3 separate regions of the Homo sapiens genome follow, and all the other regions are linked to region 1. The links are chromatin contacts, found by Hi-C or POLR2A ChIA-PET in ENCODE. All regions are on one chromosome and are shown on one strand. Each heading gives the region's core, a stretch centred on a gene start or an enhancer-like site at or near the end of the contact. The rest is flanking DNA. Distances are from core to core; before and after follow the strand shown. Region 1 holds the start of EVI5 (ecotropic viral integration site 5). Region 2 has its middle 45 kb from the start of MTF2. Region 3 overlaps LOC124904219 (a long non-coding RNA gene).

Region 1 (3,456 bases), core at 496-2,995:
TAAAAATACAAAAAAAAAAAAATTAGCCGGGCGTGGTGATGTACGCCTGTAATCCCAGCTACTCGGGAGGCTGAGGCAGGAGAATATATCCAGCCTAGGCAACAGAGTGAGACTCAGCCTTAAAAAAAAAAAAAAAAAAAAAAAAGAAAAGAAAAGAAAAGAAAAAGAAGGCCGGGCACGGTGGCTCACGCCTGTAACCCCAACACTTTGGGAGGCTGAGGCGGGTGGAACACGAGGTCAAGAGATCAAGACCATCGTGGCCAACATGGTGAAACCTCATCTCTACTAAAAATACAAAAATTAGCTGGGAGTGGTGGCGCGCGCCTGTAGTCCCAGCTACTCGCGGGGCTGAGGCAGGAGAATTGCTTAAACGCAGGAGGTGGAGGTTGCAGTGAACCAACGTCGCCACTGCACTCCAGTCTGGCGACAGAGCGAGACTCCCTGTCAAAAAAAAAAAAAAAAAAGAAAAGAAAAGAAAAAGAAAAAGAGCTTCTGGTACACTGGTGAAATTCTACTAACAAAATTTTAAAACAAAAAAAGTTACTTACATCAGCTCAGAACAAAGATTAAAAACTACCAGCAGATCACTTTTCTTTAACTTCAGTAAGCACTGGAATTCATTCTTTCGGCAAAGAAAGGAGTTTATTATTCAACACTGTAACCCAAAGAAAAGATACCACTTCAAGAAAATACTTCTTTTCGAAAGCAGCTCTACCAGCAATAGATAGGAGGAAAGCGAGGAAACCATTCCAAAAGGCTTGGTTTAACTCTTGGGTGAAAGGATGCCAAATGAGATGATCTAAGAAGCCCCAAAGACAGACAGACAGACAGACACAGGGAAATCACAGCAACTCTTTTGAGTGGAAACACCAACACCACAATCCAACCTACCGGAAATCCTGAGGTTAATTTGAGGCTTGCCCCACTAGTCATAAGGTGATTCAGGAATGGCTACAAACTCTTCTCAAGTTCATTCTGGACCTGGCACATCTGTCTTGCCCATCAGCAGCCTGGAGACACGCCATGCGCAGAATCCCGGAGGCCAAGTAAAGACGCCAACTTTGCAAGTCAGGGGGGCGAGTGCTCTCGCCCCTCAGGTCCCCAAAGGGAACCGACTTCTGGCCTCGAGGGTGGGGTGCAGGGTCAGTGTCCTCCACGGGATTTACGAGGACGTGCCCCCGAAGCTGCTCCGTCCCTCCACCGCCCTGGGACGCCACAGTTAGACCCGCCGACGAGTTTCTTCCCCAGCGCCCACGAGAAGGAGGGCTGCGGGCGGCGGCGGCGGCGACAGGCGAGGAAGCGAGTGCAGGGAACTTAGGCCCTGGCGGGGCCAGGCGCGCCCGCCCCGCTCCCACAGCAAAACTTGCGGCGGCCCCCGCCCGCCGCGCCTCGGCCCAGCTGTGCGCCAGCGGAACACGGACTCACCGCCCGCCCGGCCTCCCGGCCCGCCCGGCCTGGCGCAGCGCCCCTCACCTTGGAAACGTTGAGTAGACTTCGCCGTAAACATTAACTTCCCATCCAGCCGGCAGCCGCGCCGCCGCGTCTCAGCGCCTCGGCCCCGCTCCTGGCTCCACGGGTCGCCCGTCCCGAGTTCCCAAAAGCACCACGCTCACTCAGAAGCTCAGGGCCGCCTCGCGACCCTCACCTACCCCTCCCGGCACCGCCGCTGTCGGAACTGCAGCCAGCCCCTTGCCAGCTGGCCAGCTGGTTCCTCCGGGGTCCGGCCCGGCCGCGTCAGGAGAGCCCAAGGCGCAGGCGCGGGAGGGCCTTAAAGAGACCCGGCAGCCTCTACCGCAGAATGGGTTGGAGCAGGTTAGGGGCCGGGCGGGCCGGCCGAGAAAAGGAGAAGGCGAAGGGATTGGACGGAGTGCAGAGGAGGCGGGGAAATCGCTCTCGCCCTCCGCCTCTCTTTCAAAGCACCAGCCTTCAGTCCTGCAAGTCGCCGACTTCCCCGGCCACTGGAACCGCCCCTTCCATGTTAAAACGGTAGAAGACACACCCCCTCGGGGGCCCGAAGCGACCCCGAGCTTAGGACTGCAGGCCTCGCGCTGCCGCACCGACGCGGAGCCTGACTTTCAGGGCCCTGGCACGCGGTGCTGACGCGCATGCTTCGGAAGGCAGCCCCGAGCTCCCCCAGAGGTGGCCTTAGGGCACTCGCAAAAACAATAATCAACGCGTAAATGACACTTGTAATTGTAATGTACTCTTACACGTGTCTTCGCATTGGGTTTATGCAGACTACTGCAGGGGGCAGAACATGGGCACGAATACGTAAGATTCAGCCGGGCAGCCCTCCAGCGTCAACGAAGACATTCTTAGAAGGAAAGTACTTTGTTTGGGACGGAAACAGCCTATTAATTTCTGGTCCAGGAAAAGCAGGCAAGAAAAAGTAAAAAGGCAATACAGATTACTTTCATTATATGTTTAGAAGTGACAGCCGGGCGCGGTGGCTCACACCTGTAATCCCAACACTTTGGGAGGCCGAGGCGGGCGGATTGCCTGAGGTCAGGAGTTGGAGACCAATCTGGCCAACATGGTGAAACCCCGTCTCTACTAAAAATACAAAAAAAAAAAATAGCCCGGCGTCGTGGCGTGCGCCTGTACTCCCAGCCAAGCTACTCTGGAGGCTGAGGCAGGGGAATTGCTTGAACCACGGAGGTGGAGGTTGCAGTGAGCCAAGATCGCGCCACTGCACTCCAGCCTGGGCGACAGAACGATACTCTGTCTCAAAAAAAAAAAGGGACAAAAATTATAATAATTAGCAGCACAAGAAACTCCGGAATTATTTGTCTAGAAATTAGTATCCCTATTTTTAAATTTAAATTTATAAGACAGAATTCGCAGATGGGTTTCCACTGAACTAAGCATTTCAGAAAAAAAAAAAAAAAAAAACCTTACTTTTTTTTCAACAAGATTAGGAAATACCAAGAAATAGGAAGTAAAGCCATGCCCTCCACCCAGCTAAAAACTTTGAAAACTTGAACTTTTATCTGAGGCATATGTTTGCATAACTTTAGGTTGTGCCATTATTTAAAGAAATTTCAATTAACAATTTTATTGCAACTCAATCCTTGTATAAGAAAACTAAGCTACATCCTTGATAATGTACCTCTCCCCTCTTATATTCCATCCGTCAGCAAATTCTATTGGTTTTTCCCTTACAAATGGTCCTTGAATCTGTCCTCTCCTATTTCCTCCATCACCACCCTAGTCTAGGCTACCTTCACCTGGGGAGTGGGGGTGGAGGGATTACTGACCTAGTCTTCTTGTGGTTTACCCATATTCCCTTTATCCCCTCTCTAATCTCAACACAACAGGCAGAGTGACTTTTTCAAAATAACAGTGTGACCCTGTCACTTCCCAGCCTAAACCACTTAAACACTTTCCCATTCTCTTAGAAAAAACCCTCCTAACTAACCAAGCCCTGAATGGCCAGGTGCCTTGCCCACCTCTCCA
Region 2 (3,456 bases), core at 565-3,064, 250 kb after region 1:
AAAGTGAATTTTATAACTATAGAAGGACAGAGGTCTAGAAAAGTAAATAAAAGTATTGCATTTATTTGACAATAATGAAAAGTTTTTTGAAAAGCAGAAATGTTTTTGATGTATAGAGAAATTTAGAAATCTTAATCTAGAAATTAAGTAAATAAAATCTTTACTTACTAGAGTTTTTATGTTTGGCCAGAGAATAGGATATGTTGGTAATCAAATACCATGTGTACATTATAAATAAGATATTCTAGAAACTGAGTCTTCAAAGCACTGAAATGTGATAATATCATTGAAATAAAATAGAATGTAATGTCACCATTCAAAAATTTTGGATTACTACATGAGTCCCAGGGTCTTCATATGGCTCTCCAGATTTGCCCCATGAACACAGAATTGAAATCCTATAATAATGAAATAATATATGAAATCCTATGATAATTATATGGTATCGGATTAAAAAGGGAAATGTTCAGATAACAGGCATTTCTTACTAATAGAACAATGGATGGTAGAATTTACTGCATTTGATAGTGTCTAGCAGCCCATCACCACAGCTTAAAGTGTTTTCTTCAAAATTAGATTCCTTTTTCTAATTCTACATTCGGTAAATATTTTTGAGCTTGTATTACTATCATAGTTATAAAATAACTTAGAGTTGTTCTGTGCTTTACCTTCATGAATCTGATTAACGTATTTTTCTGGTTAAATAGTAAGTATTATAAATAACTTGTTATTTAAATATTTCTCTTAGGCAATCTGTATAGATTACCTTTATTAAGGCCATTAAATGACATGTAGATAAAAAGCAATATTTATTATCGTTGAGCATTTGCAATTTTAATTTACAAACTACCTTTCTATCCATTTATTCTGATGCTCTGCTGTGCTTCTTAGAGAGGGTTAGGAGGTTGAAGAGCTTTGTATCAGACCTCTCTTGGTTTACCTGATGCACATCTGGATCAGATGCATGCCCCGTTGAGCTACATGCATGCCCCATGCTCCCAGCAACATCCAACTGCTCAACCCCTCCCCTGTTCCCTGTCAACCACAGGCCCTCTTGGGGGTTAAAACCTTTTGAACAGGGCCATCTGTTCTTCACTTCGACAAGTTGAGCAAAATGACTCAGCAATTCACTCTTCTAGTTTTTTAAGTCAGGACAGGATAAGGGAGAGATGAAAACATCCAATTCAATTCCAAGAACTTGCCAAACAATACGTCATTTGCTCAAAGTCACTCAGTTGGGAAGAAAGATTAGAACTCAAGAAATGTTATGCCCTCAGATGCACTGCTTATCCAAAAATGTATCTAAAATGATTTAGAAATCTCGTATTTCAATCAGCGTTGGCTTCACAGGTGTGCAACCTGTGCAATCACACAGGGTCCACTCTCAGAAGAGCTTTGCACTTGGTTGAATGCTCTGCTGTCTCCATTTTGAAATTCTTAGTTATTTTACTTTTGAACTTATATTTTGTAAGTGATGTTCAATGGGACAATGGCATGAGCAGAGAAGATACATGAGTGCCTTCCAGTCTTTGTTACTAAATCTGTCTGCATATGGCTCTCCAGATTTGCTCCATGAACACAGAATTCCACTACAGACCCACAATGCCTAGAAATGTAGCAGACACAAAGGAAGTACATGATTAGCATGTATGTCCACAAATAAGTAGGCACTGACAGTCCTGAGAGGCCATGTTTTCCATTCAAACCGGAGCCTGTTTTGACTGCAGAGAGAAAGCAAAGGCATCCTAAAAAAAATTATCAAAGGAATCATGTCATATTCATTCTTGCTTATGTTGCTTCCCTGTATTAGCCAACCACTTACACAGAAAATGATGCCCTATAAGGAAAGGGAAAGATAACAGCTCTTAGTTTCTTTCCCTTTCAGTTCCTCCTTACTCATCAGTAAGCTGAAGATAGTGCTAGGAGGAACACGTGCAATCAAGAAGTGAAATAAAAACAGTTGAGTTAGTTTTGTGCAGTGTTTCTACTGTTCTAGTAAGAACAAAACATATGTGTGTGTATAAGCTACAATATACAAATTGTGTAATTTTGTTGATTCTGCATGAGTTAAATACTCTGATATTTTCATTTAAAACCGGCATTGCACAACGGAAAGATGAACATTAAAATTCATGGTAATAGTTTTAAATTTAAATTTTTCTTTATTCAGAAAAACATTAAATAGCAAATAAAAAATACCACTGCAAATCCAGGAAGAGCTCAGAAGAAAGGGAAAAGCTTTATATTTTAGCACTTTTTAAAAACAGCTTTACTGAGATATAATTCATATATCATACAATTTACTCACTTAAAATGCACAATTCAATGGTTTTTAGTATATTCACATATAGGTACAGCCATCATCACAGTCAATTTGGGAATATTTTCATCACCTCAGAAAGAAAGATTGATAAATTAGGCAGGTATGGTGGTGCATGCCTGTAGTCCTAGCTACTTGGGAGGCTGAGATGGGAGCACTGCTTGAGCTGATCTTGAGCTCCTGGGCTGAAGTGATCCTCTCACCATTGACTCCCAGAATGCTGGGATTACAGATATGAATCACTGTGCCTGGCCAAGCATAAGGTTTTCAAGGTTCACCCCTGTTGTAGCATGTAGCAGTGTTTCACTCATTTTTTATGGCCGAATAATATTCACTTTTACAGATATGCCATGTGTTATTCATCCATTTGTCAGTTGGTGTACATTTGGGTTGTTTCTACTTTTTGTATATTATGAATAATGCAATTTGCCAGAGGAAATTGACAAGATATTTGATTAAAAAAATTTTTTTACAAAAGATAAAAAAGATTATTGTTTAGTACAGTACTTTTTTTTTTTTTTCTAGAGATGAGGTGTCACTATGTTGCCCAGACTGCAGGGCAGTGACTATTCACAGGCATGATGACAGCAAACTAGGCCTTGGAACTCCTGCCCTCAAGCAATCCTCCCTCCTCAGCCTCTCTGGTAGCGGAGACTATAAGTGTGTGCTACCATGCCCAACTCTTCACTGATTAATTTTGAAGAAATTAGAATATTTAAAAAATCTACTTAGGCCAGGCATGGTGGCTCATGCCTGTAATCCCAACATTTTAGGAGGCTGAGGTGGGAGGATTGCTTGAGCCCAGGAGTTCAATACCAGCCTGGGCAACATAGTGAAACACTGTCTCTACAAAAAAAGTCAAAAAATTAGCTGGGCATGGTGGTGCTTGCCTGTGGTCCCAGCTACTCAGGAGGCTGAAACAAGAGGATCGCTTGAGCCTGGGGAATCGAGGCTGCACTCCAGCCTGGTGTTCGAGCCACTGTACTCCAGCCTGGGTGACAGAGTAAGACACTATCTCCGAAAACAAACAAAAAATCTACTTAGCATGAAAACACTTCAATACATAGAGTACAGATACGCCTGGAGAGGGAGTTCTCCATGGAAAAATATGCTCCAACCTCCAGGATCTGGGACCA
Region 3 (3,456 bases), core at 631-3,130, 200 kb after region 1:
TATAAAGGATCTTGTTATAAAATTATTATAAAAATGTACCATCACATGAATGCACCACAAATTACTGAAGCTTTTTTATTAACAAATATTTTACATTGACTCCAATTTTCACTTGTTCAAATCATGTTTTAGTGAATATTCTTTTGTGTATCCCCTTAAACTCTAGAGTGCAGTTTCTTAGAAATAAAATTGTTGGTCAAAAGATACATGCATTTTAAATTGTGGTAGTTATAGGTAGACTATCCCTTATGTGAAATACTTGGTAATAGAAGTGTTTCAGATTTTGGATTGTTTAGTATTTGCATGTATTTATCAACTGAACATCCCTAATCTGAAAATCCAAAATCTGAAGTGCTCCAATCAACATTTCCTTTGAGAATGACCTGTAAGCTTCATGTCAATGCGCAAAAACATTTCAGATTTTGGAGCATTTTAGATTTCAGATTTTTAGATTATGGAAGCTCAACCTATATTAGAAAATTTTTCTCTACAAACATGGTACCAATTTTTATTCTCGCAATAGTATATTACAATATATGTATCCTCCTTTTGTTTTTTGTTTTTGTTTTTGTTTTGAGTCGAGGCCTTACTCTATCACCCAGGCTGGAATGCAGTGGCCCTATCACAACTCACTGCAGCCTCAACCTACTGGGCTCAAGTGATCTTCCTGCCTTAGCCCTTCGGGCAACTGGGACTACAGGCATGTGTCACCACTCCTGGCTGTTTTATATTTTTTTGTAGAGATGGGGTTTCACCATGTTGCCCAGGCTAGTCTCGAACTCCCGGGCTCAAGCTATCTGCCCACCTTGGCCTCGCTAAGTGCCAGGATAACAGGCGTGAACCACCACACCCAGCCAGCCTCCTTTTGTTTTAATAATTATTTTCCTAATTAGAACTCAGAGTGTGAATCTTTTTTATATGTGCACTATTTATTATTTCTTCTCATGTGATTTGCTGTGAATGTAGTGTTAATTCTTTAGTTAAATTGGCCCTGTAAGATGCTGCTCAAGGACCAAAACTAGCCCCTAAGTTTTCTCTTTTATTGACAACTGGGGACATATTAGGCACAGGCATGCTTTGTTTTATTGCACTTTGCAGATACTGTGATTTTTACAAGTTGAAGGTTTGTGGCAACTCTGTGTTGAGCAAGTCTGCCAGCACAATGCTTCTAACAGCATGTGCTCACTTTGTGTCTCTGTCACATTTTGGTAATTCAGGCAATATTTCAAGCTTTTTCATTATTATTATATCTGTTACGGTGACCAGTGATCTTTTACAGTGCTATTGTTATTGTTTTGGGACACCATGAACCGTACCCATATAAGACAGAGACCTTCATCCAAAAATGTTATGTGTGGTCTGACTGTTCCACTGACTGGCCACTCCCCTGTCTGTCTCTCTCTCTTAGGGCCTCTCTATTCCCTGAGGCACAACAATATTGGAATTAGGTGAATTAATAACTCTAGAATGACCTATAAGTGTTCAAGTGAAAGGAAGAGTCACAGGTCTTTCACTTTAAATCAAAAGCTAGAAATGATTAAGCTTAGTGAGGAAGTAATGTCAAAGGCTGAGATAGGCTGTAAGCTCGGCCTCTTGCACAAACAGTTAGCCAAGTTGTAAACGCAAAGGAAAAGTTCTTGAAGGAAGTTAAAAGTGCTACTCCAGTGAACACATGAATGGTAAGAAAGTAGAACAGTCTTATTGCTGATATGGAGAAAACTCTAGTGATCTGGATGGAAGATTAAATCAGCTAAAGCCTAATCCAGAGCAAGGTTCTAACTCTCTTCCATTCTATGAAGGGTGAGAGAGATGAGAAAGCTCCAGAAGAAAAGTTAACAGAGGTTAGTTCATGAGGTTTGTGAGGTTTAAAGATGCCACCTCCATCATGTAAAAGCACAAGGTGGAGCCGTAACCACTGACGTAGAAGCTGAGCAAGTTATCTAGAAGATCTAGCAAAGATCTAAGACTACACTAAACAACAGATTTTCTTTTCTTTTCTTTTTTTTTGAGACGGAGTTTCACTCTTGTTGCCCAGGCTGGAGTGCAGTGGCGCAATCTCAGTTCACTCCAACCTCCACCTCCCAGGTTCAAGTGATCCTTTCACCTTAGCCTCCTGAGTAGCTGGAATTACAGGCTTGAGCCACCACACCCAGCTAATTTTTGTATTTTTCATAGAGACAGGGTTTCGCCATGTTGCCCAGGCAGGTCTTGAACTCCGGGCCTCAAGTGATCCGCCCACCTCAGTCTCCCAAAGTGCTGGGATTAGCGGCATGACCCACGGTGCCCAGCCCAAATTTTCTTTTCTCTTCTTTCTTTCTTTTTTCTTTTTCTTTTCTTTTCTTTTCTTTCTTTCTTTTTTTTTTTTTTTTTTTGAGACAGAGTCTCCCTCTCTCGCCCAGGCTGGAGTACAGTGGTGCAATTATGGCTTACGGCAGCCTCAACTTCCTGGGCTCAGGTGATCCTCCCATCTCAGCCTCATAAGTAACCGGGATTATAGGCCCGTGCCATTATGCTTGGCTAATTTTTGCATTTTTTTGTAGAGACAGGGTTTCGCCATGTTGCCCAGGCTGGTCTTAAACAACTGGACTCGAGCAATCTGTCGGCCTTGGCCTCCCAAAGTTCTGAGATTACAGGCGTGAACCACCACGGCTGGCCAACAACAGATTATCAGGGTAGGCAGAACAGTCTTACATTGGGAAAGATGTCACCTAGGACTTTAATAGATAGAGAGAAGTCAATGCCTGACTTCAAATCTTCAAAAAACAGGCTGACTGTCTTGTTAGGGGCTAATGCAGCTGGTGACTTTAAGTTGAAGCCAATGCTTATCTACCAGCCTGAAAATTCTAGGGCAATTAAGAATTATGCCAAATCTACTCTATCTGTGCCCTGTAAATGGAACAACAAAACCTGGATGACAGCACATACGATTACAACCTAGTTTACTAAATATTTTAAGCCCACTGTTGAGACCTACTGCTAAGAAAAAAATATTATTTTAAAAATATTACTGCTCTTGACAATGCACCTGGTCTCCCAAGACTTCTGATGAAGATGTACAAGGAGATGAATGTTTTCATGCCTGCTTACAACATTCATTCTGCAGCCCATGGATCAAGAAGTAACTTGGGGCCGGGTGCAGTGGCTCACTCCTGTAATCCCAGCACTTTGGAAAGCCAAGGCAGGCAGATTACTTGAGCCCGGGAGCTCAAGACCAGCCTGGGCAACATGGCAAAAAGCTATCTCTACAAAAAATACAAAAATTAGCCAGAAGTGGTGGTGTGCACCTGTAGTCCCAGCTGCCAGGGAGGCTGAGGATCACCTGAGCCTGGGAGGTCAAGGCTGAGCTGAGATCATACCACTGCACTCCAGCCTGAGTGACAGAGTGAGACACCGTCTCAAAAAAAAAAAAAAAAGTAATTTTGATTTACTTCAAAATTTTCAGTCTTATTTAAGAAA

What was found. A loop is a pair of places that touch in the nucleus more often than their neighbours do. ChIA-PET counts read pairs that join two places held with the same protein, here RNA polymerase II (POLR2A). Pooled maps may share reads with other maps.
Region 2: a loop to region 1 is called in a pooled map, with 2.8 times the contacts of the local background. The contact joins the enhancer-like site here to the promoter of EVI5 in region 1. A Hi-C loop is called at or near these places in 6 of 50 pooled maps. POLR2A ChIA-PET finds 5 or more read pairs at or near these places in 2 of 52 experiments (OCI-LY7 and activated B cell).
Region 3: a loop to region 1 is called in a pooled map, with 3 times the contacts of the local background. The contact joins the enhancer-like site here to the promoter of EVI5 in region 1. A Hi-C loop is called at or near these places in 1 of 37 single-sample maps with no recorded cell type and 6 of 50 pooled maps. POLR2A ChIA-PET finds 5 or more read pairs at or near these places in 2 of 52 experiments (Caco-2 and naive thymus-derived CD8-positive, alpha-beta T cell).

What each region holds. Positions count from the first base shown.
Region 1 is chr1:92,783,363-92,786,818 of GRCh38, forward strand. EVI5 (ecotropic viral integration site 5) reads right to left here and starts at 1,746. Exons shown (of 20, transcript NM_001350197.2): 1 at 1,474-1,746. RefSeq lists a silencer at 1,327-1,596 and an enhancer at 1,867-2,146.
Region 2 is chr1:93,032,082-93,035,537 of GRCh38, forward strand. No RefSeq gene overlaps it. Among named protein-coding and RNA genes, the nearest start is that of MTF2, 45 kb to the right of the region's middle. Within about 2 kb of position 1,815, at least 4 of the 41 ENCODE cell types and tissues checked have a DNase peak (open chromatin) inside an H3K27ac peak, as active enhancers do; they include OCI-LY7, where a contact is called at or near this core.
Region 3 is chr1:92,979,536-92,982,991 of GRCh38, forward strand. The region is part of intron 1 of LOC124904219 (a long non-coding RNA gene); the gene reads left to right. Among named protein-coding and RNA genes, the nearest start is that of DIPK1A, 20 kb to the left of the region's middle. Within about 2 kb of position 1,881, at least 5 of the 41 ENCODE cell types and tissues checked have a DNase peak (open chromatin) inside an H3K27ac peak, as active enhancers do.